Regions from separate parts of the Homo sapiens genome. Here all the other regions are linked to region 4. Evidence: read pairs that join two places in POLR2A ChIA-PET (ENCODE). Cell type or tissue: HepG2. All regions are shown on one strand. Each heading gives the region's core, and the rest is flanking DNA. Links, peaks and the distances in the headings are about the cores only.

Region 1 (4,458 bases), core at 283-4,282, 72 kb before region 4:
AAAGACCTGTCATGCTGCTCTGCACAGCAGCCACTGGGTGGCTCTCTTGACCAGCAGTTCTTCAAGCTAGTGCCACAAAAGGGTTAGTTACTGTGAAAAGGAGAAGGTAAAAATGTGCTCAGTATTACTTGGGTTTTACATATTTGAGCATAATATAGCTACCTGTAAAATTACTATCTACCATGCAAGTATGATACATTGTACCTGGTAGGCACTCATTATTTATTGAACAACTCTATTATGGGTGTGGAGGTGATAAGAGTGCCTCTCTTGATGATGCTGTTTGCTGAGATGTCCAGTCATTCCTGTGACTGGGTGGGAAATGTATATGGGCAGAATAGGCAGCAGAGATATCTGACCTACAACTGTGATTTAGTGTCTTGCTTTGGCTGAGTAAGCAAAGTCTCTGTAGAACATAAGAATAAAAGGCACTTATTTTCTGGTCAAAAACAAAAGAAATTTGTCAGTCATGAATTCTTATCAAAGCATTTCGGGGCCGGGCGCGGTGGCTTACGCCTGTAATCCCAACATTTTGGGAGGATCTGGTGGATCACCTGAGATCAGGAGTTCGAGACCAACCTGACCAAAATGGAGAAACCCCGTCTCTACTGAAAATACAAAAATTAGCTGGGCATGGTGGCGCATGCCTGTAATCCCACCTAGTCGGGAGGCCGAGGCAGGAGAATCACTTGAACCTGGGAGGCGGAGGTTCTGTGAGCCGAGATCGCACCATTGCACTACAGCCTGGGCAACAAGAGTGAAACTCCGTCTCAAAAAAAAAAAAAAAGCTTATCAAAGCATTTAAACTGAACTAAAATCAAAGACCAGTGCTCTATTTTACAGGTTTACTTAGAAAGGCTTTTAACTTATGCTGAAATCGACATTTGTCCCACCAACTGGAAAAGGATTGTTCTGGGAGCCATTCTTCTTGCCTCCAAGGTTTGGGACGATCAGGCTGTATGGAATGTGGACTACTGCCAGATCCTCAAGGACATTACAGTTGAGGACATGTGAGTTTGTAAGGTTTTGGTGAACTTTCTAACCATTTTCCAGTATCTTATTCCTATAAAGTTAACAATTTAAGGAATATTTTTAAAGGTTACATTATGCAGATAATGGAAATAGGCATAAGACTATATCTGTCTATCTTTAGTATAACAGTTCACAATAGAGCAAGACTGTCTCAAAAAAAAAAAAACTAACTTCATATTTTCCATCATTACTTGGTAGGTTTTGATGTGTAATAATCTGCTTGATAAATTGAAAAATATTTTTTGGGTGGTTTTTGGCAAAAATCTTACAAGTATACTACCAGAACAACATAGCACAGTAAATATCTTTATTTTATTTTATTTTTTGTTTTGAGACGGAGTCTTGCTCGGTTGCCTAGGCTGGAGTGCAGTGATGCAGTCTCGGCTCACTGCAAGCTCCACCTCCCAGGTTCAAGCGATTCTCCTGCCTCAGCTTCCTGAGTAGCTGGGATTACAGTGGGATTACAGGCATGCGCCACCATGCCTGGCTAATTTTTGTATTTTTAGTAGAGACGAGGTTTCACTGTGTTGGTCAGGCTGGTCTTGAACTCCTGACCTTGTGATTCGCCCGCCTCCGTCTCCCAAAGAGCTGGGATTACAGGCATGAACCACTACGCCTGGCCTCTTTATGGCTTTTAAAAAGTTATCTGCCAGTTCAAGCTCCTTTCTCTTTTTCATTCATTCATTCATTCATTCATTTATATCTTTTCATGTGACCAGTAGGGTATAAACAGCCCTTAAAGGGCATATGTCTGGCCTTTGAAATAATTGTTTGGCCACTATTAGGTCTTAGGGCCTCTGGACTATTGAGAAGTTACGTAGCTTCAACCTGAGTCACACATTGTATATTTGCTTTTGCTAGTCTTTCCACATTTTATCTGAAGGTCTGTTTTTACAGAAGCCTTGAGATATGAAGATCCCTGTGCCCCTGACCCCTCCCCATTAGGAGTGTTTTTTGTATTTAGAAATTGGTCTCCTGAGTTAGGAAGCTCCAGCGTTCCCCTCAGGCGGTCTGAGAAGCACTGCTGGGGCATCATCCAACGCTCACCACACTCGAGAGGCTCCCTGGGCACTCGGACAACCACAGCACCACTTTGGGGGCCTTGAGTTACCTATGAGAGTGCAAGGATCCTTGCTGAGTCATGGAGTTCCTCACAGATGGCACCAATATGACCCTGAAACAGCAGCTTCATCAGGGTTCCTTCCAGGCTGGCCTCGTGTCGGCCGTGAAGGGAAGGGCCTTGGAGCTTGGTAGGCAGGCTGAGCCAGGGAGGCATTTCCAGCAAAGGCTCTCAGGGTGCCCACCAGACAGTGAGAATGGCTTTGTGGGTGGCATTTAGAAAAATATGAAGGAGCACCTCTTGATGATGTTGAGCAGCAGAGGAAGATCAAGGTCATGACAGGCAGTGGCAAGAGTTTGTTTTTATTGCCTTTGCCCATTACTCCATATGACTGTCATTCAGAATTACCATACCATATATTCACAACTGAAGTGAGGATACTTGTGACTAAAAAGGAACCAGTAATTGTGGTAGCTGTTGAAGTGGCTTCTGGTGAAGTTGACCACTTTACTGTTTACCGAACAGCCCTAGTGATATTGCTGGTAGCCGTTTTAGCAAAGGGTGTGACAGCAAATGAATTTGAAACAAATGGAAGTACTTTTGGAAATTGCAGAAACTAAAGTGACTTTGATCACTGCTGTCATCCGTCTGCAAACTGGTTTCTTGAAGGAAGCAAAATTTATTATTATGAACACTTAGCCCTACCATGATGGCAGCTAAAATGTTCTCAAAACCTGCAACTGAACTGACTGGTGCTCTAGTTCAAGATACAGTATCAGAGAACCTGCAGGGAAATGTGCAGGTTTCTACAGATGTAAGCTTCAGGAGCAGTGGTGGCAGGGGCCAGCTCCAAGAAGACCAGTTCTAAATAGTGCTGTTTGTGTATGCCCAGGGAAGCACCAGGAGCTATGCTACAAACAGGCTGCTTTTGTTTATGATCTTTGGAAAGCATTTCAACAAACTGTTTAATATACATTTGTCTCATCCCCCTGCTGTTGACTATTTGTAGTGGTCTCATTTTGAGTCTAAATTGAAACAATTTTAAATTGGTGTCTATCAGGTTTTTCTTAAAAATTTTCAACAGCTACATGTCCTGTTAGAATATATTTCCCTTTAAAAGAATAAGTTAAACTGAGCAGCTGCTATTCAGACGGTTTGCTGTGCCTGTAAAGGGTATGCTATTCAGCCACCTAGCCATTTAAAAAAAAACAAAAAACCTAGAAGATGCATATTCTGTAAGCATAATGCTTTTCTTCAGTGATTAAACCTCTATTAATATGTGTGTTAATCCTATGAAGTACTATATTTCTACACAGTTAAAATGTATTAGTGGAAAAAATATAAAAGGGATTGTGAAGTGCATTTATTGCTGTAGTAAATTAAGTCCTGGTTAGCTGATTATCAAAACATTATCTGATTTACATTTCTATAGGCTTATGGACATATGAACAGGAAATTAATTTTGGAAGTAGGTTCAGTTGGGTTTTTAAGCTCAGCAAATGAGAAAACCACATCTCTGCTCATATTAACTGCTCTCCATACAGGAGATCATCAAGCATTTGTTGACTTACCCAGTGGATAAAATATTAAAACTTTGAAACCAAGAAACCAAATATGTTGTTTAGGTATTTATCATTTTTATACAGTTAACTCCTTATAGGGATTACTGTGAAAGTGGTTAAGATTTTCTCTAGTTTTATGTTTATTTGCTTAAGCATTTGGCAAGGGCAGCTGTGTGGTCATGTAGCCGACTACTACTCCCAGCCCTTTCCTCTCCCATTGCATTCAGCTCACTCCTACATTCTGTTCTGACCAGGACGGTAGATACTGAGCACCTCAGGGTTTCATTCCCAACTCAGAAGAAACACTGAGTTTTTAAGTCCAGTGACCTACCATAAGTCATATCATAAAATGGGTTTAGTCTAGCCAAGACATCCACCTTTGATCTTTCTGCCTTCCAAAGTTTAAAGAGTATCCTCACCCTGTCATAGTGACAATTTCTCACCTTCATAATATTAAAGTGAGCAGAAACTTGCATTATGCCCTTTGACATAGCCTCATGCGCCGGGACAGGGGGAGGGGATTCCCTTCCCCTGTAATGTAGCTTGCTTATTTATTTATTTGAGATGAATCCTTGTTGCCTCAAGAGTTTTTCCCCCTCAGAGATAATAGCAGTGGCTCTTGATGGATCCATTTGTTGCCGTGGTGATATGCCTACTCCTTTTGTTGGTGCTTCTCTACTTCAATAAGCCCCTTCCTGTTATCAGCCTGGTGAAAATGTCTGCAAGTTCTTCAGAGCTAATAAACAGCATACATCATTCCTTTCATCTGATCACTATAGTGGGGCCTTGTGAGTGAGCGTGAAG
Region 2 (4,000 bases), core at 1-4,000, 54 kb before region 4:
TAATTCACTGAGAGGTCCCATTAGTTCCTTTAGACAACCTACCTGAATGGAATCCTTACCCCCTAAGCTATGAAGTGAGGCATTGCTTAAAATCAAACTGAAAGGGACAGCCCTGAAGCTGTACACATAAGAGACTCCAATGGGCCCTAAGTCCTCCCCAGCTCCACAAAGCTGGCTGTGAAGAAGTTGCTGAACTACTCCATAACCTTTTATTTTACAGTTGCTTTCATGAGCATGACTTGTTTCCATAATCACATGCAAATTGGGGGAAGTAACTATATGGATGGAAACAGGGGGTGGCTGTAAGTAGATCCAGTTTCTCTCCCCTGGGGTGGCTGATCTCAGTAAGACTTAGGGATGCAGGTGGGCTTTTATCTTTGTCTCTCTTAGGGGATGAGGGAAGAGAGGGACAGCAGAGGTGAGAACAGAGACAAAGAAGTGCTTCTGAAAGTTGGTCTGGAATTAGACCCCAAAGATCCTGACTAATATTGCCCCCCACTTGGGCTTAGCGTCCTTTGTTTTAACTGGCTTATTTTTAAAGTAAATTAGTTGTTCAGCATGTTGCTAAAACAAAACAAAAAAAAATTCTAAAAATGAATTAAATCACTTTCATCCACTTCATCCCACAACTTTTGGATACACTGTGCATCATTTCCAGATTTCTCCACAAAGAAGGAGGGACAACCCAAATGAGGCACAATGACTGAAGGCAGCAGAGCAGTCTGTCTACTTTCTGGGAAGACATATGAAATGAGGGAAAAGGTCAAGGTGATCAGAAAAGGTTCTCTCATTTGAAAAACAGGAGAGGAATTGGCATTCAGTCAAGGGATCTATTTCAAGATTCTAGGAAGAGGCTTCTTCCTAGAAGAATAAATAGAGGAATAAAATAGGCACAAAGTTCTGTAGCTATTTGTACGAGGTTTTGTAGAATCCACTGAAATTTTAATTCAGAGGATAAATTGGGTAAGAGCAGTGCATTTTAATAAATGTGAAGTTTTTGAGAGTCCTTACAACTTTAATACTAGGTTTCTTCCCACCAGTAAAGTGTTTAAATTCCCCCTGGGAACTATGCATTTGTCTATTTAACATCCATGAAGTAAAAATTGTCCTAGGCTTAAATTTTACTTTTCCAACTTTGGTATAAGTGAATTACAAATGCCTACACTCAAGTTGTTTTCCTAGACAGGATTTTCTCAAATGTTAATTGCTCTGGCCATTTTAGCTTCCTAAATTTAGTCCCCAATCCTGGTCATTGGTATTTTGCTGGCTGAGGCACTGTCACCCCCCTTCCCCAGTAATGGCCCCACACTCTTCATGAATGAATGCTTAAACAGATTAGGAAAGCAAACAGAATTTTCTAATAGCAAAGAAACCTCTGTGTGTATGTTCATCAATATAAGCGTTCATAATGAATGAAGGAATAGTTAAACAGATTAGTAAAGCAAACCAAATTCTCTAATTGCAAAGTGTGTGTGTGTGTGATCATCAATATACAGGCTTTCTCAGAAGAGGAAGAAAACTATAGAGGTAGCACTATACTGATCTATATTTTAAAAGGTTGTGCAAGCATGTTATGCATCTCTTTTGTTTTCAGAGACGGCAGAGAGCAACGTCTTGCTGCTCTTGGAATATCTGGCTATAAACTAGTCCAAAGTCCAGGAACACTTATTTTCCCTTATTTGGGCCAATGTTTGTTCACAGGTAGCCAGCCTCCCTCCCCCAGTTCAAGCACTTCATTCAAGGGTGGGTGTGGTTTCTAATCACAGCTCTCCAGGAGAGGAGGAATAAGAAAAGCAAAAAGGCTGTTTAACATGATAAAGGGGGAGGGGGGAGGGGGGAGGGGGTGGAGCAAATAAGTGTTGGAAATTTACTTATTAGAAGTATATCCATTTCAGTCCTTACATTTAAAAAGGAGCCCCCTTTAGCAACTGTCGCTAAGTATTGTCCAGAGGGAGTGGGTTTATACTTTTACCAAAATTATAACACAAGTTCCTTAAAAAAAAAAAAAAAAAAAAAAAAAGGGGATCACTGAAGCTTAAGAACCACCCACTACCTCTCAGGCACAAAGCTGCCATCTCACCAGCCTAAAATTCAAGCTCCACCAATCACCATCGCTTAGGCTCTCACTACTGCAAATATTTATGCCAGATCCTCTATAATGCTACCTCTAACTTATTCAAGACACAACGATGGTGCTGTTAGGAGTGAGAATTATTACAAGCACTACAGAAAAGAAACTGAACCTCCCTCTATAAACAAAGCTAAGGCTGAACACAAAACCGCTAAGCACTCCCTAACCTTGTCACTTTGGGGAGGCCCTGAGCTCATTATGCTCCCCTCCTAGGTATGACCTGGGGCTATAAACTGCAGCTCACCTTAAAGAATCATGGACACTTTAAGCAGTGGAAGGAGAAGCTGGCTGAAAAAGCACACCCAACAACTTCCCAGTCACAGCAACCGAAACGTTCACTGTTCACATTTTTTTTTAAAGACACACGTATAGGAAATATATTTTCCCAATTGAGACCACACAGTTCAAAGAAACCTGAACCAAGTGGAACTTCATTACAACGCCAACCTTAGGATTGTAAAGCCCCCAAAGCAAAGGTAAATTGTTGCCAAAATGCAACAAAGTTACAAATTAAGAAAAATACATATAAATTAAAAAGAGGGTTCCCATAAAGAAGGCAGTAAGAAACGCAAAATAGAATACACGTGAGCTGGGCCCCTTGGAGAAGACCTGGGACAGGTTCTTCCTCGAAAACGCCCCTCTTCCCTCTCTCCAAGTCGCCGCGGGAGGGGGCAACAGCACCATGAAGGTAAACGGAAGTGACCTTGGCAAAACTACCAAACAAAACGCCCCCCTCCCCTCAGCTCTCCGGCCGAGTCCCTCGGCGGCAGCCTCCTACACGTGCGACAGGGACACCTGCTTGTGGTAGGTGGCGGCGGGGCCCGGCGGCCCGGTCCTGCCTGTGAGCGCGGCGCTCGCCTCGGGGTAGTCCCCTGCGGCCATGGCGCCCCCGCTCTTGTGGCCGCGCCGCGGGCGGCAGCAGCAGCGGCTGGTGAAACGCCGCCACGACTCCACCGTCTTGCCCGACCAGATCCAGACGCCCGACGTGATGCCCACCACCAGGCACATGAAGTACTTGAGCATGAGCACCCAGTACTCGGGCTTGGCGCGCGGCTGGCCGGTGTCGTGGCCCGGGCAGGCGCAGGTGAGCGCCGCCTCCCAGCTCTCGCGGTAGTGCTGCTCGTACAGGTAGCAGGCCACCACAATGCTGGCGGGGACCGTGTAGAGCAGCGTGAAGATGCCGATGCGGATCATGAGCTTCTCCAGCTTGTCCGTCTTGGTGCCGCCCTGCTTGATGACGCTGCGGATGCGGAAGAGCGACACGAAGCCCGCCAGCAGGAAGAGCGTGCCCACCAGCAGGTAGAGCACCAGCGGGCCCAGCACGAAGCCGCGCAGCGAGTTCAGGTTCTGGTTGCCCACGTAGCAGATGCCGGCCACTGGGTCCCCGTCCACGGAGCTCAGCGCCAGTGCCGTGATGGACTTGACGCTGGGGATGAGCCACGCAGCCAGGTGGAAGTACTGCGCGTAGCCCGCGATGGCCTCGTTGCCCCACTTCATGCCGGCGGCCAGGAACCAGGTGAGCGACAGGATGACCCACCAGATGGAGCTGGCCATGCCGAAGAAGTAGACCAGGAGGAAGACGATGGTGCACAGTGCAGGGCCCGTGGTCTCGTAGTGGATGTGGTTGTGCTCGCGGCTGCAGGCCACGCTGGCATGGCCCACGACCAGACGCACCAGGAAGCCCAGCGACACGCACAGGTAGCAGGCTGACAGGAAGATGATGGGGCGCTCAGGATAGCGGAAGCGTTCCATGTCGATGAGGAAGGTGGCCACTGTGGTGGACGTGGAGATGAAGCACAGCACCGACCACAGGCCTATCCAGAAGGTGGCGAACGTGCGCTCGTCGGCACTGAAGGACGGCTGGTAGCA
Region 3 (4,458 bases), core at 262-4,261, 78 kb after region 4:
TTATGGTGCCCCATTCCCTTAATGTCCCTTATAGCCCAAGTTCTTAAATAGTTCCACCTCTTGGAAACCTCAGCTGCAATGGGCTCTCTGTTGTTAGCCCAAACACAAATGCCAACTCACAGTTCACCAGATAACCTGACTGGTGCTGCCCGTTTTAGGAGGAAACCCGCTAGGTGGCATATTACCTTCTGCATGTTCTTACTGGCCAACTTTTGTTTACTGGGCATTATTTTAACTGCCACTGAATTGTAAGGTATTAAGACAACAATTTGTCTTTAAGGAAAATATAAAATCAGTATATTTAACTTGTTTTAATAAGCTGTCCTTCAGATCATATTTGTCAAAATGCTTAAAGCTGTTATTTCCTGACAAAAAGTTGAAATAGTTGACCTTTGGCAAATGGAAATCCAGCCATTTGTCAGTTAGAACTGAAGGTGCTGAGCCTACACTCAGCGACCTGGCTCTCATTCCAGGTTCCTTGCTGCACCCAGAAGCCTGGATACTTCGTGCAAACTGGCTGGGAGCCCCCAGAAAGCAGATACACGCAGAAAGACTTCCACAATTTCATCACTTCTCGAGCTCTATAAAATCACAGAATGAGGGCCCTAGAGCTGGAAGGGGCTGTAAAGATTGTTTAATCCAATCCTCTCACTTCACGAATGAAGAAACTGGGATTCGAGAAGTAAAGTAATACAGTTTCCATCCAAATACATGCCTGTGGTCCTCTTCCTGGGAACTGATATAGTTGCAAGGCCATAGCCAGAATAAAAAGTGACCTAAATGGGCTGTACTGTATGAAATTGTCATCTAAAGATGCCATACATCTTTAACAGAGGTTAACAGGATGGAAAATAATCCCTACCCGGGTTAAGTTAAAAATCCATTTTTTAAAAAGAAAGAAACTCAGCTTTTACAAAGTGATGAGAAATGATAGGGATTGGAATATTTTCAGAGGTAAGCTGTGCCTCCACTTCTGACTAAGACTTAATGGAACAAATGCATTCAGGGAGATGCATGGAATTTAAACACAATTCAACATCAGTTAATTCTAAGAGTAAAGGCCCTTCGGTCCAGTTCCCTTCCACCTCAATGTTAAAGGAAGCTAGAAAGCCAATTACATTCACAGCAGGGCCTCTCCCCTACTGCAAGGGAAGAATGTACTGCAAATTCTATGTGTGCTTTACAAGCTAGTAAAACTATAATTGCAGGTGGGAAGGAACATGGCGTCTCTTTGTTTCTGCCAACATTTCAGTCTGGTAAGCTTCTCTCCGCAGCTGTAGAAAGAGTGTGGACTCCATGGTTTTCTTTAAGCACAAAAATGTGTACTCCAGGATTCTACAAAATTTACAGAAAGACTGCTTTTTGTTAAAATTGAAAAGACGTCTGTGCATAGCCCACCAAAAGGTCATGCATTCTTGCAAGAAACAAGTGGCAAGATTCAGAGGGTAGGTAGTACCACTCACTCAAGCGCAGGCCTAGGGAGAGTTCCTTGGCTCAAGAGGGTGGGGGCTCTCCAGGTGCAATTCCCCTATGGAGCCACTGGGGAGGTCTGGTCTAGGATCATCCTGGAGGCAAAAGGAAATGAAGCTATTCTGCATTCCCTACCAAGGTGCTGCTCCATATGGTGACTATATAGCTGCAGCTATAGCAGGTTTCTATGGCCTAGATTCCCCTACGGAACATGAGGGGGAAAACTGAGACATAGCAAGCATTGCTTTTGTGGCAATGGTTGTGGTTTAGTGTCCACAGATGCAGTGTCTTGATGACGCTGAAGAAAACTCCCAGGAGCCGTTTATACAAGGTCCACACCTCACAGCAACACTAATAGCAATACTCTACCCCTAGTAAAGTGCCTATCTCCTAAGCCCTTAAGTGTCAGGCAAAGTTCTAAGTGCTTTATGCATACTAACTCTAAGGCCTCACAACAACCTTCGGGGGCAGGTACTATTATTCTCACTTCAGAGATGAAGTGCTTAAGGCACAAAGAGAAGTGACTTGCCCAAGGTCACCTAATATTTCTGGGGTGAGTCGGCATTTGAACATAGACAGGCAGCCTCCAAAGCTGCAGTGTGTGACCGCTGCAGCGGCCAGCACCTCTGCAATGCCCAATGTTGGATATCATCATCCCTTAGGAGACCTTTGCTCCAGGCAGAAACTCCATCCCATGTTCACCTCACACTGGCGTGCTGGCCTCCTAAAAGCTCCTGACAGCCATCTTAATTTTGATTTCTATTTAATTTTCTACCTCACAAAGCAATGTCAGGGTGAGGGAGTCTGGTGATACCTTTAGAATATGATTTATCAACCAACAGCTTAAGGGAATGTAGGGCTTCCTTGCTGCCACCTGACCTTTGTCTTCAGCCTTCCTAATGTTTGCATTGCTGCCCTGACCTTGCAAAGTGACCTGGAATAGCTTGGCTGTTTCCTTGTGTGTGTCCACTTTCAGAGTCCAGCTGTCAGCCTGTGCAAGTCTGCCAATTAGTATCTCAAGGGTTTGGGATGGGGTCTGCCGCCTTTTGAGGAGCACAATCTAACACTAACCTCCAAATTCCTTCTCGTAATTCAGCATTCATTAGTTTGACGGAACAAAAGCAGGCATTCTCTATTATAAAGCAGAGGTCAAAACTGGTGGCTGTGTTTTGTTTGGCCTGCAGAGTGTTTAAATATTGAGAAATTTCACATAAAAATACAGATTTCCGGCTTCTCTTGGAAAACGGGAAGAGCAGACAACTCTGGGGCTACTGAGTAACAGCTGCCCCTTTCAGATATGGAAGCTCTCTCTGGTTCATCTGCACAACCTGTCTCCCCTTGGGCCTGCTTCAGGGACAGATGCCATTTGCCTGGTCTCTGCAGGAATACCAATCAACATAGCTCTATTCTAGAGCCAGAATTCCCTCCTTTAAAACGTGAAATGGACCAGGCGTGCTGGCTCACGCCTGTAATCCCAGCACTTTGGAAGGCTGAGGCGGGCAAATCACTTGACCCCAGGAGTTCGAGATCAGCCCGGGCGACATGGCGAAAACACATCTCTACCAAAAAACCCCACAAAAATTAGCTGGGCATGGTGGTGCAAGCCTGTAGTCCCAGCTACACAGGGGGCTGAGGTGGGAGGATTGCTTGAGTCCAGGAATTCAAGGCCAGCCTGAGCAACATAGGGAGACTCCTACCTCTATAAAACATTTTAAAAATCAGCCGTAGCGTGGTGGCGCGTGCCTATGGTTTCAGCTACCTGGGAGGCTGAGATGGGAGGATTGCTCGGGCTCAGGAGGTCAAAGCTGCAGCCAGCCATGATCATGCCCCTGCACTCCAGCCTGGCCAGCAGAGTAAGAACCTGTCTCAAAAAAATAAATAAATAAAATAAAATAAAATAAAATTCCAGGAGCAAATGTGTTGATGGTTCACTAGGCTTTAGCCGGAAGTTCAAATAAAAGCCAAACAACAATATGAAAAGCTGCCTCCATCAGCCTTCTAATGTTTCCTCACAAAGATGGGTGTAATATTGTTGAAAAGCTGCAAGTTCCAAATATGGAGGGAATCGCAGGCCACTATCACATGGAGACAATGATGTCCGCTAAGACACATGTGGCAATGCTGTCTTCTGAGGTTGCCATGCATCCTGGTTACATTTCTGAATTGGGTGAAGTGCTGGAAACCTCCTCAGCCCTCAAACATCTGAATAGATAGTGCCTTCTGGTTATCCTTCTAGTCCCTTGAAGACCAACTGTGGGTGTGGTGGGATGGCTAGTCCAAGGCATCAAGGGATGAAATTCTACTGGACATCACCAAGTGGAACAGAATCATGAGCAGCTTTGACTACAAGTTCCTGGCACACAGACAGAGTGCAAGAGTTTGACCATAATCAGTAAGAATCTAGTCCGTTTCTGAGAAAATGTGCCCTTTCAATTTCAGGGGTAACATGGCTCCTGATACATAGTACATGCTTAATAAATATTTGCTGAATGAATAAATGAATAGGGAGAAAACACCCAGCGAGGGGCTTGGTGACAGAGTTGGGCTCACATTTCAGGTGCACAGGTGGGATGGAAAGATTTAAAACTCAATTCCTCGTTCTTGCACCTCAAGGCACATCCCAGAATCTTTCATTTCTGAGGGAAGTGAAGCGATACCGTTTTACTCATTCTACGAATGTTTTGTTGAGACAATTTATCAGAATAATCCTGAAGCATGCAGACAGTGTTAAGAAATGTCACAGTTGGTAGTGAAAATTTTCTTTAGCTTGCCCCCATGGAAGAAACACTGTAGATCAGATCATTAGAGTGGTTTAAGGTTACCATGGCCTCAAAGTTCTCTTCCTAGTCCTCTCTCTCTGGCTCATGATTATGGGCCAAAATTTTAACTTACAGTCATAGCCTCTAGGAAGCCTTCCCTGATGGCCAAGTTACTGGGTGTTCTGGTTACTATTACTGCAAAACAAATTACCCCAAAACTTAGTGGTGA
Region 4 (4,368 bases), core at 369-4,368:
GTTATCGTGGGGGAGGAATCTTCTACCCCAGTCATAATCCAATATAATAATGTAATAAATGCAAAACACTTTTTTCTCAATGAGGAATGTGGTTTCCAACGATGCTACTTTGGAACAAGTCCCAGGTAAAGCCCCAGTAGACCCAAGTTCATTTCTAGTTGCATCCTTGCCCTTTGGCACTTGCTTCCTACACAGACTGATAATCCAGTTATTGCCGCTGTGGCTGCACCTGATGTGCTCAGCATTGTGGGAATGGAGATAGAATAGCATCTTTGGTAGGAGACTCTGAACTCTTTGGCGAAGTAGTCCATCCATGAGGAATATTTGTCATTAGTTATTGACCTCATAAAGGGAGGAAAGGGGAAGAATGCCTTTCTAAGTATCTGTTCACCTGTAGCTGGCAGTTGAAGTTGAAAATCAACAGTTCAACAGATGCCTGGATGTGAATGAACTCTGGTTCATTTTAAAGCCTAGTTCTGGCTGGGCGTAGTGGCTCACGCCTGTAATCTCAGCACTTCAGGAGGCTGAGGTGGGTGGATCACCTGAGGTCAGGAGTTTGAGACCAGCCTGGCCAACATGGTGAAACCTCCGTCTCTACTAAAAATACAAAAATTAGCCGGCCTGGCCAGGCGCGGTGGCTCACGCCTGTAATCCCAGCACTTTGGGAGGCCAAGGCGAGCGGATCACCTGATGTTGGGAGGTTGAGACCACCCTGACAAACATGGAGAAACCCCATCTCTACTAAAAATACAAAATTAGCCGGGTGTGGTGGCATATGCCTGTAATCCCAGCTACTCGGGAGGCTGAGGCAGGAGGATCGCTTGAGCCTGGGAGGCGGAGGTTGAGGTGAGCTGGAGATCGTGCCCTTGCATTCCAGCCTGGACAGCAAGAGTAAAACTCCGTCTCAAAAAAAAAAAAAAAAAAAAAAAAAAAATTAGCCAGGCGTGGTGGCTCATGCCTGTAATCCCAGCTACTCAGGAGGCCGAGGCAGGAGAATCGTCTGAACCTGGGAGGTGGAGGTTGCAGTGAGCCAAGATCGTGTCATTGCACTCCAGCCTGGGAGACAGAGCTTAAAAAAAAAAAAAAAAGAAAAGAAACAAAAAAAACCTCCCCAAAACCTTAGTTCTTCTATGGAAGCAAGATGAATCTGGACATAGCCCAAGATTTCCTGAATTTCCTAAGCCTTTCTGGGCAAGAAGCACCTAGTGATTTTCTATTTTGTTTAATTAAAGTAATTAATTTTTTTGAGATGGAGTTTCGTTCTTGTTGCCCAGGCTGGAGTTCAGTGGCACGATCTCACCTCACTGCAACCTCTGCCTCCCGAGTTCAAGTGATTCTTCTGCCTCAGCCTCCTGAGTAGCTGGGATTACAGGCACACACCACCAAGCCCGGCTAATTTTTGTATTTTTGGTAGAGACAGGGTGTCACCATGTTGGCCAGGCTGGTCTTCAACTCCTGACCTCAGGTGATCCACCTGCCTTGGCCTCCCAAAGTGCTAGGATTACAGGCATGAGCCACCTCGCCTGGTGTGATTTTCTGTTTTAAAAACCACCATCCAGAGTGTGAGGTTCACATTCATTGGATTGGCCTCAACTGGGAGCGGACTCTCACATGCATTTGAGGACCAATCACAGGATAACTGGGAGGAATGAAAAAATGAATGGGAGCATACAGAGCTCTCCTTTTAGGCCAGCTTAGTTGCCTGCAGCTGCGACCTGGACACTTCTATTCACTAATGCTCTCTGGCAATGAGATATACTGATAAATACATGCTAATCACACCCTGGAAGAAAATAAAAGGGGTGTAAAGGTAAGGCTTTATGCAAACAATTGCAGTCCATGAGCAGCAAGTTCCAAAGTGCTGTGACTTTTAGGAAGAAGAGAAGCAACAGCTGTTAACTGCAGGGCAGCTACCGCGGTTCTTCCTTCCAATTCCTCTTGGCACTGTTCCCACTGTGGACCATCAATACAGCAAACAAATGTTTATTTCAAGGCAACTTGCTTCGTTTAAGCTAGTGGTTCTTCACCTCCAGAATGCATCGGGTCACCCAGGGAGCTTTTAAAAAATACAAATACTCAAGCCCCATCCGGAGAGATTCTGAGTCAATTGTCTGTGATGAGGCCCGGAGATTTTGCTTTTATTTCTGTGTTTCGAATGCAGGAACCATGGATTTAAACCATCATGTTGAGCCGTCATCAAAGAACAGGACATGGGAAACAATTAAGGGAGATTCAATCATCCTCATCTCCTGAGGATAAGAGATGAACAAAATAGTGTCTCTTTCCACGGTTCTGACACATTTTTGCCTATCTTCTCTTTGATGTCAGAACTTCCTGGAGTTATCCAGCCTTGCCAGTTTCCTACAACTGGGGGAAAGCTAACCTGTCCTGTGTGATTCATCTGATTATGAATCCAGGCTCTGACTACATCGTATGTCTAGTTTGGTTCAGTGAAACATTAACCCGTTTCTCTTTATCGTGGATTGTGGCAGGTTTCGTGTGACGACGAAGTCCAGTTATTTCTTGGACAGAGTGGGTGTGAGCCCAGGCCGATTTCCTGAGGGTGGAGTGGGAGGGGCCAGGCATAAACTTGTTTAGGTGTGTCTTAGGGTGTAAGGCTCAGGGTTCATCTTGGTAAATGTTTTACCAGAAGAACCTTTTCTAGTCTCTTTTCCATGTCTTCCTTTGGGAAAGTGAGTTTAAATCGAGCCTTCTAAAGGTTCCAAGTGGATAGTTGTTGTACCCCTGGCCTTTTGAGTGGGTGAGGGTCAGCCCAGGCATGAGGCCCTGCAGATATTTCTGATCATTTCTCAACTCCCAGAGAGCTGCCGTTTTGAGGAGGAAGTTTTTCTTTACTCTCCACTCTTTGCTCCTTCTTTGCTCCCAAAATATGGTCCCTGAAGGAAGGACCAACACTTTTGCCTAGCTGGCCACCTGGCACTTGGCCATCTAATTTGGAGAGTGCAGGAATGGTGAAATGGAATCAGGGCCAGAAGGCTTGGGGAAAAGCTTTGGTGGGAGAACATCCATGCATGAGCTTTGGCAGCTTTGTCTTGGAACTGAAAGCAATCATGCTTAGATTCAGCAAATAAGGCCCATGACACTACACCTGCATCTTTTTAAAAGTTACACTACATTTTTCATGAGCATGGAAAGGGCTGATGAGAATATTGTAGGTTGATGAATTGTTTTAAAAGTCTATCTGTAAGATACTTGAGATAATTTAAAAGTGGTTCTTTTTTTTTTTTTTTTTTTTTTTTGAGACAGAGTCGTGCTCTGTCGCCCAGGCTGGAGTGCAGTGGCACGATCTCAGCTCACTGCAGCCTCCGCCTCCAAGGTTCAAGCAATTCTCCCTGCCTCAGCCTCCCCTGAGTAGCTGGGATTACAGGTGCCCACCATCATGCCTGGCTAATTTGTGTATTTTTAGTAGAGAGGGGGTTTTGCCATGTTGGCCAGGCTGGTCTCGAACTCTCGACTTTAGGTGATCTGCCTGCCTTGGGCTCCGCACCTGGCTGTGGCTCATTTTCAATAAAGCTCAAATCTTGACTTTGAATTAATATATAGGGCTCACCTTGGGCTTTCACCACCCCCTCAAGAGCAGTATTTTAATCAAGTTGTTATGAGAAAGGAAAGTATTTTCTGCATTGTTTATTGAGAGAGAGAGAGAGAGAACTTTATACATTAGGAACTGGTGCACTTAAATTATGTGACAGATGACCTTAAAAACTAGAGGTATTGTCAACAATACAACTTCAATTTTATATTATTACAGTTACTGATATTTTTAAAATAATGTAAACAAAAATATAGATAAGTTATGCCAAAACAAAAGGTAAAATCCAAAAAACAGAAAGAACACATATATAAGTTAGCACATTAGCTACTACAAATAACTTAACACAAAGTGATATAACAGCCCAGACCCAAAATTTTAGTCATTTCTGTACTGTGTGAGCAGATATAAGAAAAAATGGCATAGACCTGACCCAGGAGCTACAGAACAAGTTTTGCAGAAGTTTTTTACATCACCACGTTCAATACTCTCCATTTGCAACCTAAGCATTTTCTCTCCTTTAAAAAAAAAAGTATATATATATATTTTTCAAAGAGATGAGGGTCTCGCTATCTTGCCCAGACTTGTCTTGAACTCCTGGGCTCCAGTGATCCTCCCACCCCAGCCTCCCAAAGAGCTGGGATTACAGGTGTGAGCCGCTGCGGCCAACCACTTTCCCTCCTTTGGCCATTCCTTCTTTTAGCTACTATTCCTAAGAAACAGATTTAAAATATATATCTTCTAGGGTAGGCTAGTAGCTATTCACAGTAAGATTCTACTTCTTTTTTTGTTTGTTTTTTGAGATGGGTCTCACC
Region 5 (4,458 bases), core at 189-4,188, 110 kb after region 4:
GAGGTGGAGGTTGCAGTGAGCTGAGATCGCGCCACTGCACTCCAACCTGGGTGACAGAGAGAGACTCTGTCTCAAAACCAAACCAAAACAAACAAACAAAACAACAACAACAACAAAACCAAGTGCCCTGAGAAAGGGGCACCTTCTGCTAGCTCACATAAAGTTGCCCCATTGGCTCCTGTGAAGGCTGGAGGATTATGCAGAAGGGCAGCCGAGGTGTTGGGTATTCCTAGCATTAGGGAGCTGGAGGATGTGGAGGCATTGAGGGCAAGGAGAAGGGGGAGACTCGGACAGGACAGAGTGCAGAGAAGGACAGGGAGAAGGAGGTCTAGGAGAAATGGTGACCAACAATGCCCAGGAGGCCAAAGAAACAAGGGCCTCAGGAAGTCAAGGTGTCAGAGGAGAGTGCAATCCACAGCCAGCCTGCAAGGGGCCACGTCAGAAGTGAGTGGGCAAAAGGGAAATGGAGACAGTTCTGAGTGCTTAAGATGGGATCTTAGGTGGTAGTATGAACAGGGTTGTTTTTTTGTTTTTTGTTTTTTTTTTTTAGTGAGAGGGCAGGTAAAAAAATTAGAGAGTATGACATTAATTAAATATGCTAGAAGCAGGGAGGGAGGATTAAGGGGCATGGTCCCTGAGGGATCCGGGTAGATCGCTACTGATGGGCCAGAGTCCGCATCTCATAACTTCTACTGATCCTGTGTGCTCTGCACAGAAAGGTGTGGCAATTCCCTGAATCCCAGGCTCTTGGATGCCTCCAGGCTCATCTTCCTTTTGCCTCTTCTCCCCTGTTCACCTCCTGGCTCCTCCTGAATTATGATCTGCTTAAAATAAAAGTTATAGCAGCTAATATTTCCTGAGAGCTTGCTCTGTTCTGGGCATTAAATCCCTGAATCCTCGCACTTTCCTTATGAGGTGGTATTGTCTCCAGGTGAGAAAACTGGCTCTGAAAGCTAACAGAGACAGAAATGAGCTCTGAGCTCAGGCCGTCCAACTTAACGCAGAGTTTATAATAAACCACCTCCATTTGTGTCCTCACTTTTTTCTTTTTTCTCAGTTTGCCCCACCTGGGCTTGGTAACCCAGCTCTAATCTTCAGCTTTGTGGTGAGGCTGCTGCTCCAGGTAATGGTCCCTCCCTCAAATCACTGTACCGCAACTGCCTGAGGGGCGCATTGTAATGGCCTAGCCCAAGCCTTAGGACACCCCAACACATCTTCTGAGGAACTTTGAAGTCGACCTGGTGTTATTTCCTCTAGTTCTACAGGACTCTTCATGTCTGTCTTTTGAGAGAACCACATCTAGACATTCGGCATCCTTTGAGATGAACTTCCTGACCGAGTTACGGATCTAGTATCTGAGACATCGACAAACTCTGTTCTTAATATTTAATTACATGGCCTTGGGGTTAAAACCTCGAATGCCTAGGCCCAGGGAACCACCATAAACGAATTAAATGGGCTGGAGATGAGAAAAACAGGGCAGCAATGTGTTATATGCCAAGTGGCACTGGGTTTGGGGAGACAAACTAGAGCAGAAGAAGTTATGGCAAAGTGGCAAGTCAAGTGTCTAAAGCTGATCTCTGCTACACAGAATGAGGGAAGTTCTGTGTAATCAGAACTCATTTCCCAAGAGAAACCAGAAAGCTTCACTTTGTGTGTGCATGAAAACTCCTGATTTTTTTAAAGTTGGCAACTATTTCACAATTTCAAAACTTTGTGGGGCCATCCCTGTGAGGCCAAACAAAACATGTCTGCTGGCCAAATCTGGCCTTGAGGTGACACATTCTACCGTGCCTGTGTGTGACACATCCTGCTGTTCCTGTGTTCAGCAAGAGCTGAGGCTCTTCCTAGCAGTTCTTAACGTCCCTCCCAGAAATTTCCCTAACAGCTGCTGATCCGGATGTGTCCTGACATTGCCATGTATGCCCAGATTTTCCACAGAGTTCTTCATGCACCTTCATGTGTGGACACTGTAAATAATTCTTCTCATGAAAAGTTAACTAGACCTTGAACTAATTCAGCAGGACCGCCATCTGGGAGTCCTCAGAAACAGTGAATTGTCAGCACTGTAAACATTTTAAGCTTCGGGGAGGACACTGACTTTTTCTAAACTAATCACCCCTGCCAGTCAAGATGTGCAGTGTGGGTTCAAGAACAAGGCGTTCATTTAACAACAATAACAAAAACAGTGAGGATGAATACCGGACAGCCATCATAATGAAAGGCCTAAAAGCAAACTATGACTTCCCTAATAAGGCGACGGCCAAAGCTGGCTCCCTGGCGGTCGAGCGCTAATACAATTAATCAGTCTGTTTTCAGTTTTCTCACGACAGCAATATTAACAGTTTGCTTTATTCTGTTTATATGGTGCTGACAGGTCTTCGGCATGTTGCGCCTACTTGCTGGAGATTAATGGCCACTCTCATATTGAGGTAAAAACCAGGCAGGAAGAGAATGCCTTTTACGACTAGATAAGAACTGGATTCTCTTGCTTTTTTTTGTTCCCCATCAACTCCTCCCTCTTTCAGTTTCTATCAGGGATATATGAGATTAGTTAAGTCCAGCAAGTTCACCTCACTGTTTAAACTCCCCCACTTTAGATGTCGTATCCTCAGGTAAAACAAAGGGAGCCTTAAATATTGATTTTGGATAAACTCATTACATATAAAGGTATTGGTGACTAACTTTGTTTTTAAGAAGTCAGATTCAGCCTGGGCAACATGGTGAAAGCCCGTCTCTACTAAAAATACAAAAATTAGCCAGGTGTGGTGGCATAGGCCTGTAATCCCAGCCACTCAGGAGGCTGAGGCAGGAGAATCGCTTGAACCCAGGAGGCAGAGGCTGCAGTGAGCCGAGATCATGCCACTGCACTCCAGCCTGGGCGATAGAGTGAGACTCTGTCTCAAAAAAAAAAAAAAAAAAAAAGAAGTGTGGCTGGCTGGGTGTGGTGGCTCACACCTATAATCCCAGCACTTTGGGAGGCTGAGGCAGGCGGATCACCTGAGGTCAGGAGTTCGAGACCAGCCTGGCCAACATGGTGAAACCCCGTCTCTACTAAAAATACAAAAATTAGCCAGGCGTGGTGGCACATGCCTGTAATCCCAGCTACCCAGGAGGCTGAGGCAGGAGAATTGCTGGAACCTGGGAGGCAGAGGTTGCAGTGAGCCAAGATCGTGCCACTGCACTCCAGCCTGGGTGACAGAGCAAAACTCCGTCTCAAAAAGAAAAGAAAGTGTGGCCTGGCTGCAGGAAGTATGGACACCCTGGCAAAACTCTTGGAGATTATTTCACTAAATAGTCGTATTTCAGAATAAATCATCCCTGGTTGTTTAGTGGCTAGAAAAACAATTTTTTAATAATTACATTTTAATTAAATTTTTTAATAAAAAAGATTTAAAAAAAATTCAATAACATCCCCCCTCAACTTACCCCTTCCCTCAAAAGCCGTAAAAGTACTATTTGTTACTAGCACACTTTTCTCTGCCTCAGGTTTGAGAGAAATGGTAACCCTAAACAATATTTTAACAACATGTAAGTATAGGAAATCTAAAATAACAAAATTTAAAATAAAGCAGTGCTTCCTCAGTTTCTGTAGGAATCAATGTCTCATTGTTGGCTTGTAGGCAGACTGCTCCACCCATTTTATGAAACAGTCACATGGAGAAGCAAGCACTGTATAAGCAGAAACTACAGGCCTGGGCCCAGCTAGCTTTCCATCCACTCTCCCTTGCTCACTCCTTTCTTGACATAGCAGCAGGAAAAGAGGATTAATTCTAGTAGAGAAAATAACAGGTGGTGGCTTTTAAGTGGAATATTTTATCAAATATTTTTAAAGCCAGATATAAGAACAGTCTAGGATAAGAAAGTGATATTAATAACAATAATAGTATTTACTGTATGCTTAGTATGTCCAAGCACTGTTTTAAGCACTTCAGTTGTGTGAACTCATTTAATTCCCACAAGGGAATGCCTTGAGAGCAAAGTAATAATTTTTGCCGGAAGGGCAGGGTATTTGAGAGTAGAACAATATACTGGGTTAGACTTGGGCAGATCTTGAATTCTATACTTCTATTTTAAATAATTTATCTAATGCAAAGGTTGGATTGAAGAGGGAAGAAATGTTAGGCTAGTTAGAAGGACACGGCAATAGCCTTGAGATTCTCAACCAGGGTAGTGTATTAGAAGTAAAAAGGAGAGGAAAGATTTGAGAGTTATCTCAGAAACAGAACCATCTAAATTTTTTGGACTGATTTGACTGCTCTTTCACTCATTTTCTTATTCACTCAACAACTATTTTTGAGTGTTTTGGATGGGTCAGACATTGCGCTAAGTGAAAAATAGGAAGGTAAGAAAAAGAAGACTCTGAAGATGATTCCCTCCCCAAAACTGAGCTACTAGCTATTACTCAGTGGTCTGAAGTGACACTTAATATACATCCATCCCTCCTTCCATCTATCC
Region 6 (4,458 bases), core at 283-4,282, 51 kb after region 4:
ATTGAAAGCATCGAATATAGTTTCTGACTTACAGCAAGGGATCAATAAATAATAGCTAATTAGCTTATCCCAATCTAAATAGAGATTTTCTATGATTTAGACTCATTCCTCCTTTTAAACACTTGAGATTTACATCAAGGGGAAGGAAAAAAGCTATGAAGGCCACATGTCATTTTTTTTTTAAAGGAAGACATCAAGTTGTTCATCTGTTTGGATGGGATCAGTAGAAATTAATGTAAAGCAGTCACATCCATTTCTTCTGATATTATCTGTTTGGATGGGATCAGTAGAAATTAATGTAAAGCAGTCACATCCATTTCTTCTGGTATTGCTGTAAATAAGAAAACAGGGCTTGTACAAGCATACGTAATTTTGCCAAGGCCAAAATGCTAGGGGGAAGACATTTAACATGCCTCAAACTTAATCTGAATCACTTACGTAAGATAACATCTTAGCAACACCTGGAAATTGTGTCTTACTCCTTTCCTACTTGTACTTAAATTAGTCATAGGCTAATATAACTTTATAACAACCCCTCAAAAAGTCAAAAGGACACTTCATCTTTAGCATTAGAAGGCTGGTAGTTTTTAGTTAAACCAGGCGGTCATTTGGTAATATGACTAGTGATAGTGAAACAGACCTGAGATGAGGTTTAGTTATCTCTATTTATTCCCTCAAAGGGCATGTCTACGTGAACAAAATCATGACAGTGTAATTAGAAGGAAACGTGTAGCTCTTCCCCCATTTCCTTGCTTCCCTGCACTCAACCTCCTTTCCCTTTCTCCATATACCAAATTGCCCTATCTCCTTGAGAAAAGGCAGATGTCCAAAATAGGGTGAAAGTTTGTTTCTGTTTTCCATTAAACTTAATGTCTTGTACTAAGGAAGGTACTAGTCTGATTTATTTACTTGGGGAGTGTGTATATATGACTATTTCAGAGGTGTTATACTAACTGGGTATTCAAAGAATACACATTTTCATTTGTAACAAAATTAGGTCACTTTATTGCCCTGTAACACAAAGACAAAATGTAGCATCAAGCTTGTATCGGCTTCCAGATTTTGCTATTTTTCCACCTTTGCAGTCTGTCTATAAATTCTTTTCACCATCATTTTAGGTACTTCTAGAACTCAAGGAACTGCCAAATATCACTTTCCACCATCCAGTCCCTGACAAATATGTCAAATATGCTTACCCTTCTTGTGTGAAAGAAGCCCATGAAATCTGCCTGGTTGAACTTCCAGCTCAGGGATACACACATTTTGCCTCCCTCTTCTATTCTGGTCAAGATGGTCAGCATTGGAATTTGAGGCCTATGGCTTTCTTGCAGACTAAGACAACAGACTTTATTTGATTTACTTTCTTGCAGACCAATCAAAAATTACAATTAAGTTAAAAAATAACCTAGTGCTGCCTTCCCCAAACCACAGTTTCAGAAACAGCTGCTTATTACTCATGTGTGGCACCAGGAAATTGCAGTGTCATGTTCAAGGTCTGCAGCCAATAGAGATCTGTGGGATTGGGAAAAGGGCACAAATGATTCTTTTATGTTGGTTACCTTCACTCCCTCAGCACCACCACAAAATTCAAAATTTATGGGGGGCGGAGAAGACAGAGAACTAGTAACCTGGGCAAGAAAAAAGAGAGGAAAAAGCTCTTTCTCATCAAATTTCCTTATGCATTGGCTAATTCCTTCCCTCTGATTTGTCAATTTACCTTCCATTTCAAAACAAGCTTCCTTAGCCATTGTGTAACATCTAGATTTGGAGCGACTGTCGGGAATGCTTTGGTGAAGAGGGCTGCTGCACTTGACAAACAACTCCGTCTCTGAAAGTCTAACCAAAAGACCCAATTCACAGTGAACGGTCACCTGCCACTCACTAGGAACAGGCTGGCTTGACGAAATGGAAGAATCAACATTGTCACACATTGTGAAATAATTTCCCATATAGTTCAGTTGCATTTGCCTGGCCAGACAACCATGAAAGGTTGCATTTTGTTTCTAGGGTCATTTCTCAGTTCATTTAATAGGTGGGTAGAGTGAAGTCTAGTGGCCTTGGCCAGGTGAGTTCATGGGAAGTTAGGAAAAAACAGCCTGTGGATTCTGCTCAAGCTTGAAAATCCTAACACACCTCACGAGACTATTCTGAATCCTCAATTTTAAATTTTACTTCTCTTACTCATCAATCCTTAAAAATAGAAAATGAAAAGTAAGCTGGATGTGGGGGCTGATGCCTGTAATCCCAGCACTTTCGGAGGCCAAGGTGGGAGGATCACTTGAGCCTAGGAGTTCCAGACCAGCCTGGCAATGAAGTGAGATCCCTATCTCTGTAAAAAATTAAAAAATTAGCCGATTGCAGTGGTATGCACCTGTAGTCCAAGCTACTTAGGAGGCTGAGGTGGGAGGATCCCTTGAGCCCAGGAATTTGAGGCTGCAGTGAACTACGAGCTATGATTGGGCCACTGTGCTCTAGCCTGGGTGACAGGGCGAGACCCCATCTCAAAATAAATAAATATCACCAAAGTATATGGGATATTCCTATTTCAAAAAGTTGTTCAAAACTCCATTTTCCCATAATTAACCTTTGAGCTCCTTATCATGGCTCAATGCTGGGATGTTTGTACATAAACATAGAAGTGTCTCTTTTCTAATTAGCTGCTCCTCACCCTCCCCAATCCATTATGGGACTACTCTAACAAGACTTAAATTTTGGCTAATCAAGCACTTTACTGAGGGTGGATTGTGATGCCACCAATTAGCTCTTATCTGATCCTCTCCCAAAGGTGATAATTTCTGCTTAGAGCTGGGAAACTATGTGATAGTTTAATCTGGTTTAATGCAATTGGGTAGATTTATGAGTGGCCACCATCACTCCTATCAAATTACATTTTGCTCTCTGCTGGAAACTAGGTCTTAGGGAATAAAAGATTTAAAAAATTTCAATTTCATTTTTCTCAGTGGCTAGAATGGCAAAGATGAAACCGAGAAGGCACATTTCTTATCCAGAAAAATATATGGGATGGGGTCTACTTCAGACAGCTTTTCTGCACTAAGTGCCTCAAGGGTTGTGGTTTAGTTAAACCACAACTCCATGGAACTTAATGAAGCATTTGCAAAGAGTAAGTACAAGAATGTGGTCCAAATATTCTGAGCTCAAAACAGGTTATATGATCTGATATAGGTACATGTGTTTTATTTATGAGGAAAATAAACTACAGTATTTTAAATTGAGACAATTCCAGAAAATTCTCATAGATGGTCAGCAGAATTGTGCTTCTCTGTTGAGTTAGTTACATGTTTGAAATAAATCTGATTTAGGTCTCTACTATTCCTTTTAGCCCGAGTTCTGACATTACTGACTCATTGAGCAGTAAATGAGGAAAAGTTCTAAGCAGACTTTTTAACTCACCTTCGTTACTTAATATATGAGAAAACTGAGCCCAGAGAGGTGATGAGCTCTACCTAAGATCACCCAGCTAATTAGTGACAACTTCTGACTCACTTTCTTAAGCACCCCTTGCTACTCCAAGGAAGGGGCCTTTCTGAGGGCATCTGAGGTCAGAGTGTAGCCCCAGGATTTGGTTCAGCTCAGGAATTCTGAGGTCACTGGATGCCTACTGACCCACCTTGTAGAAATGTAAGATTTCTAAAACTGAGTTCCTGCACAGAAGCAGGATTGTGCAGACTAAATTAGCCCAGGTTTAGATCCACAGTTTTGATCTGAACTGGATCTGCCTTTGGCTTATTGAAAAATAATACCTCTAGTCCTTATATGAAGTTCTTGTATAAAAATTCTTTTAATGGTCACATCTCATGCAATTTTCTGAATATGAAGATGATCTTTAACAGCATCTTATTGGCTCAACTAGGGGAAACTCATAAATTAAAGTTACACAAAATTCTGTGACAGAAATGGATTTATCATCAACTTAAACCCGAGGCGGCCGGGCGCAGTGGCTCATGCCTGTAATCCCAGCACTTTGGGAGGCTGAGGGGGATGGATCACCTGAGGTCAGGAGTTTGAGACCAGCCTGGCCAACATGGCGAAACCCCGTCTCTACTAAAATTACAAAAAAATTAGCCGAGGGTGGTGCTGCATGCTTGTAATCCCAGCTACTCAGGAGAATCACTTGAACCCGGGAGGCGGAGGTTGCAGTGAGCCAAGATCGCGCCAGTGTACTCCAGCTTGGGCAACAGAGTGAGACTCCGTCTCAAACAAACAAACAAACAAACAAACACCTTAGGCTATTTGCCAAAACTAGAGAAGTAACTTTATTAAAAGGAGAAGCAACTACAGCTGAGGAAAAACAGAAAGCAAAACAAAGCAACTCCCTGTATGTACGTATGTGGGAGAAACTAAAGAAATATGGCTTTTCAGAAACAGAGGAAAAACAAAAGTAGCATTACCTGATCATGTAGGGGAATGAACCATAAGAGTTAGGAGAGACATGAAAGG
Region 7 (4,458 bases), core at 289-4,288, 210 kb after region 4:
TAGTCTGAACGGTAGCCAGTTCCTTTTTGTTACCTCACTATTTGTCAACCCGGAGCCTCTTTCTTCCTAAGAAGGCTGAGTTCTACATTGATGTGACTGAAGTCCCTCCACAGGCCTCCTCTGGGGCCCTTCACGATAACTGTGCGTCCCTTCAGAGTGATGTCGACATTTTCTGGAATGTCAACAGTCTGGTTGCTGAGAATGGTCTTCATTCTTGCAGTAGATGTGGCAACAACAACAAGAAAGCCTGTTTTTTTTTTTTTAACCCACTCCTGGAAACTCTTCTTTTCCAACTTTAGGTTCCCCATTTTTAATTAATTAATTGATTTTTTTCCCAGCTTTATTGAGGTTAATTGACAAATACAAAATTTCCCCCATCATATCCCCTTCAGCATCCCTGGCAGGGCAGGCACCCTATCTTGTTCATCTTTGCATTTTCCTCCACAAGTATTATGGTACTTAGAAAATGATCTCAAAAAATGTTAAACATCATATGAGGAAGTGCCATTACTATATACTTTCATTAAGTATTTTCCTTTTAGCCTTCATTTACTAAAGTAATGCTCAAACCAGGATTCAAAAAAACAATGCTGTCTTCCAAGAAACAAAACAAAAACCTCATCAAAAGTGTTTTAAACTTAATCAGAACATTTTTAGTGCTATTTATAGCTTAAAATTTGCAAGCCAAGTATACCTCACCCATCTCCCAAAATAAGCCCAAGTAAAAATGATTAGGATATTTATTAAGACCAACATAGTGTAATTACTGTTCTTTGTCTCTTTAGGTAAATTAAAAGCATAGGGGATGTCAAATATTGAAGTCACAAATAGAGTTATTCCTTGAAAGTATAAATGAACCTGCTGTTCAGCTGGAAGGCACCCACAAGGACATACCTGCTGTTAAAATATTGAAACAGTTCCATATGGGTTGGTAACTAGCTTCAGTCTCTAAGCACTCTAAGTATCTTAAGGTCTCTTTACAAGAAACCTCCCACATCCTAAGATCCAGCACACAAAAGATTAATATCTGACCCTATTTTGCTGAAATGGTGGGTATTTCAGCCCATCTTTCATTAATGTAAGAGCAAAATGGCCCTGCTCTTACATTAGGGCCAAGATTCTTTTTTTTGGGTGGGGGGGAACGGAGTCTCACTCCGTTGCCCAGGCTGGATGCAGTGGCGCAATCTCGGCTCACTGCAACCTCCACCTCCTGGGTTCAAGCGATTCTCCTGCCTCAGCCTCCCAAATAGCTGGGATTAAAGGTGCATACCACCACACCCAGCTCATTTTTGTATTTTTAGTAGAGACGGGGTTTCACTGTGTTGGCCAGGCTGGTCTTGAACTCCTGACCTCAGGGGATCCACCTGCCTCAGCCTCCCAAAGTGCTGGGATTACAGGCGTGAACCACTGTGCGTGGCCTAGGATTCTTTTTGATTAGTTGATGGCCAGGCCATATATGTCTTTAACTCTTTTGACTATCACTTCTACAAATAAGTTAACAGAAAAAAAGCGAAAAGCCATTAGCAAAGCTAACTATTCAATGATTTCCCACCCCACCACCAACTACCAAGGCTTTTTAAACTAGAAAGATCAAGAATAAGTGATAGAATTTACAGAAGACGTTAATAGAGCAATTTGAATGTGGTCATTCAACAAGCATTTACTGGCTGGGTGCAGTGGCTCATGCCTGTAATCCCAGCACTTTGGGAGACTGAGGTGGGCAGATCACGAGGTCAAGAGATCGAGATCATCCTGGCCAACATAGTGGAACCCCATCTCTACTAAAAATACAAAAATTAGCTGGGCGTGGTGGCGCGCACCTGTAGTCCCAGCTGCTCAGGAGGCTGAGGCAGAAGAATCACTTAAACCTGGGAGGCAGGGGTTGCAGTGAGCTGAGATCATGCCACTGCACTCCAGCCTGGCAACAGAGTGAGACTCCATCTGGAAAACAAAACAAAACAAAACAGAAAAAACAAGCATTTACTAAGGAATTCACTGTCCTCTAGGTATGAGGTTCATTGACTCTTGGTGGCTTGTATAATGGTCAGTACTATCCAGAGGCCTCCATTAACAGCTTAAAGATGAGTGAAACTGCCTTTGTGGTTTCAATTATGACAGTAAAAGAAATCTGACATAGTTGACTCCATCCTGCTTCTGACCTTCAAACTATCTTTGGTCATTTCTGGCCATAGGCCAAGATAACCTTGGGAGGGATTTTGTTTATAGTTTAACTTGAAAGCAAGCATGATAATAGTCCCTCCCTAAAACTAGCCCCCTCCTTGCTCAGGGACAGAAACCCGCCTTTGTAAGACTAATGAAAGACCACAGAATAGGATTATGGAAGGGGCTTGAACTCTGGTAAAATGTAGATGTAGTTTCTATAATCCTTTACTGCCAGGAGTAATGTGGCCAGGAGGCCACAAGATCTGTGACTTCCCCACTTGCTCCTATAGATAACACCACTGTTGTAGAAACGAATACTGGGTTTGTAGTTGTTTCAGACTGACCTCACCTGGATTTGTGACTCATAACTCAACTGGTCATATGGCCCCACCTAGAGGCGCACTGAGTGCACCAGGAGCTTTTTCCACACGTTGATGATTTCATCCCCAACCAATCAGCAGCATCCATTCCCTAGCCTCCTGTCCACTAAATTGTCCATAAAAACCTTAGTCTTCCAGCCTTTGGGGAGATTGATTGGAGTGATAACTCCAGTTCCTCTGCATGAGTCAGCCTCATGTCAATTAAACTCTTTCCCTACTGCAATGCCACAGTCTTAGTATATTGATTTTATCTGTGCAGTGGGCAGGAAGAAGCCATTGGGTGATTACAAGAGAATCGTCCAGAAAGTTAAAATATTATAAAAGAAAAACTGTCTCAGTCTTGATGTGGCTTCAGCATAGTTTTTATGTAGAACCAAGAACAGTGGTGTGCTGGTAAACTGACTCTGAAAAAGTAAAAGTTCTGATTTGTTAGAGTTTGCCGATTTTCACAATATAAAAATCCCTACCATGCCTAATTTCAAGCTCTGGATGTATCATCACAGAACACAGAATTGGAAATGCACATATTAAAGCCTTAAGAATCAGTAGAAGCTGGCTCCAGCACACCACTGACCCAGATGGCCAGGATTTTATATTCCCACATCCCTTAGTCATTGGATATGGGCCACTCTAGGGCAAGGTGGCTCTATGAACTTGAGACAGTCCCTAAGAAGAATGGCCACTGATGGTAATCTGCTGACAGCACTCCCGGAAGCTGGAGCAACAAGTCCTTTTTTGATGGGGGATCTGGGCAGTACATCACAGAGTCCACCGTACTTGTTATGGGAAACCAGTCATCTGCCTACTCAACTGTCAATCTAGTCACTTTTCACCTAAAAATGTTTTTCAACCTGGAACATATACTCTGAGACCTTTCACTTTTAGATGGTAGAGCTAATAGATACAAATTTGGAAAGATTTCCAGCAGTCCCAAACAGTAAACATCCAGGGAGGGATGAAGGCAAAGGAACGTCCAGAAGTCCAGAAAATCAGATGGAGCTGCTCAGATAGGCTTCTATAAAGAGGGAGGGTTTGAGCTTGACCTAAAGGATAAGTAGAGGTAGAAAAGCAGAGGAGATTGAATAGAAGCAGCATTGCACTGTGGTTAGAATCTTGTCTCTACCGCTTTTTAATTTTCAGGGATTGCACAAACTACTTTACTTCTCTGTGCCTCAGTTTATCCATAGGTAAAATGGGGATGATGATGACATAATAATAGTAATAATATTATCTACCTCAAAGTGTTGTTGAAATGAGTTAATTCACATTGAGATTTTTTTTTTTTTTTTTTTTTTTTGAGACCGGGTCTCGTTCTGTAACCCAGGTTGGAGTGCAGTGGCGTGATCTCGGCTTACTGCAACCTCCGCCTCCCAGGTTTAAGTGATTCTCCTGCCTCAGCCTCCTGAGTAGCTGGGATTACAGGCACCCACCACCATGCCCGGCTAATTTTTTGTATTTTTAGTAGAGATGGAGTTTCACCATGTTGGCCAGGCTGGTCTCGAATTTGTGACCTCAAGTGATCCGCCCACCTCAGCCTCCCAAAGTGTTGGGACTACAGGTGAGAGCCACCGCAACCAGCCCATATTGAGAGTTAATAACAGTGCTTAGTAATATTTGGCCTCTGACAAACAATCTGTTATTTCATGCAGCAAAATGGAGATATCATATTGCAGAGTAGTGCAAAAAATAAAAATAACAAAAAAGAATATACTGAACTTTAATCAGAAATGATGACCTATTTTCCCTTCTTACAAAATGTCCTACCAAGAGTGAATCTTTGGGTTGAACTTCCCTGGTAGCAGGGCATGGTGGCTCACACCTGTAATCCCAGCACTTAGGATGGCAGAGGCAGGAGGATAGCTTGAGTCTCAGAGTTTGAGATCTACCTGGGAAACATAGTGAGACCCCATTCTCC

What was found. Peaks named below come from ENCODE experiments on the same cell type or tissue, not always from the same donor. Only the 100,000 strongest peaks of a DNase experiment are listed, where the experiment ranks them.
Region 1: POLR2A ChIA-PET joins it to region 4 with 18 read pairs; 6 of 35 experiments call an interaction of 5 or more read pairs at or near these places.
Region 2: POLR2A ChIA-PET joins it to region 4 with 18 read pairs; 11 of 35 experiments call an interaction of 5 or more read pairs at or near these places.
Region 3: POLR2A ChIA-PET joins it to region 4 with 17 read pairs; 5 of 35 experiments call an interaction of 5 or more read pairs at or near these places.
Region 5: POLR2A ChIA-PET joins it to region 4 with 15 read pairs; 5 of 35 experiments call an interaction of 5 or more read pairs at or near these places.
Region 6: POLR2A ChIA-PET joins it to region 4 with 27 read pairs; 6 of 35 experiments call an interaction of 5 or more read pairs at or near these places.
Region 7: POLR2A ChIA-PET joins it to region 4 with 12 read pairs; 5 of 35 experiments call an interaction of 5 or more read pairs at or near these places.

The regions. Positions count from the first base shown.
Region 1 is chr2:207,746,204-207,750,661 of GRCh38, forward strand. It overlaps CCNYL1 (cyclin Y like 1), which reads left to right. Exons shown (of 10, transcript NM_001330218.2): 8 at 844-1,010. Among named protein-coding and RNA genes, the nearest start is that of MIR4775, 6.4 kb to the right of the region's middle. In HepG2, for the core only: no CTCF peak of the experiment used is centred there; DNase peaks (open chromatin) are centred at 948 and 1,868.
Region 2 is chr2:207,764,077-207,768,076 of GRCh38, forward strand. FZD5 (frizzled class receptor 5) reads right to left here. Exons shown (of 2, transcript NM_003468.4): 2 at 1-4,000. The coding sequence ends at 2,906. Among named protein-coding and RNA genes, the nearest start is that of FZD5, 3.8 kb to the right of the region's middle. RefSeq lists a silencer at 3,015-3,074 and enhancers at 3,109-3,665, 3,666-4,000. In HepG2, for the core only: CTCF peaks have their summits at 2,824 and 3,956 (motif pointing right); DNase peaks (open chromatin) are centred at 1,675, 2,835 and 3,955; H3K4me3 peaks cover 3,790 bases.
Region 3 is chr2:207,895,558-207,900,015 of GRCh38, forward strand. The region is part of intron 6 of PLEKHM3 (pleckstrin homology domain containing M3); the gene reads right to left. Among named protein-coding and RNA genes, the nearest start is that of PLEKHM3, 130 kb to the right of the region's middle. In HepG2, for the core only: a CTCF peak has its summit at 1,545; DNase peaks (open chromatin) are centred at 1,554, 2,114 and 2,564; H3K4me3 peaks cover 460 bases.
Region 4 is chr2:207,817,655-207,822,022 of GRCh38, forward strand. It overlaps PLEKHM3 (pleckstrin homology domain containing M3), which reads right to left. Exons shown (of 8, transcript NM_001080475.3): 8 at 3,634-4,368. Among named protein-coding and RNA genes, the nearest start is that of FZD5, 50 kb to the left of the region's middle. In HepG2, for the core only: no CTCF peak of the experiment used is centred there; DNase peaks (open chromatin) are centred at 1,727, 2,457 and 2,974; H3K4me3 peaks cover 1,520 bases.
Region 5 is chr2:207,924,612-207,929,069 of GRCh38, forward strand. The region is part of intron 5 of PLEKHM3 (pleckstrin homology domain containing M3); the gene reads right to left. Among named protein-coding and RNA genes, the nearest start is that of PLEKHM3, 99 kb to the right of the region's middle. In HepG2, for the core only: no CTCF peak of the experiment used is centred there; DNase peaks (open chromatin) are centred at 1,830 and 3,660; H3K4me3 peaks cover 323 bases.
Region 6 is chr2:207,868,612-207,873,069 of GRCh38, forward strand. The region is part of intron 6 of PLEKHM3 (pleckstrin homology domain containing M3); the gene reads right to left. Among named protein-coding and RNA genes, the nearest start is that of FZD5, 100 kb to the left of the region's middle. In HepG2, for the core only: no CTCF peak of the experiment used is centred there; a DNase peak (open chromatin) is centred at 1,880; H3K4me3 peaks cover 854 bases.
Region 7 is chr2:208,031,742-208,036,199 of GRCh38, forward strand. It overlaps the pseudogene RPL9P14. Among named protein-coding and RNA genes, the nearest start is that of PLEKHM3, 8.4 kb to the left of the region's middle. RefSeq lists an enhancer at 2,450-2,509. In HepG2, for the core only: a CTCF peak has its summit at 2,554 (motif pointing left); DNase peaks (open chromatin) are centred at 2,200 and 2,550; H3K4me3 peaks cover 489 bases.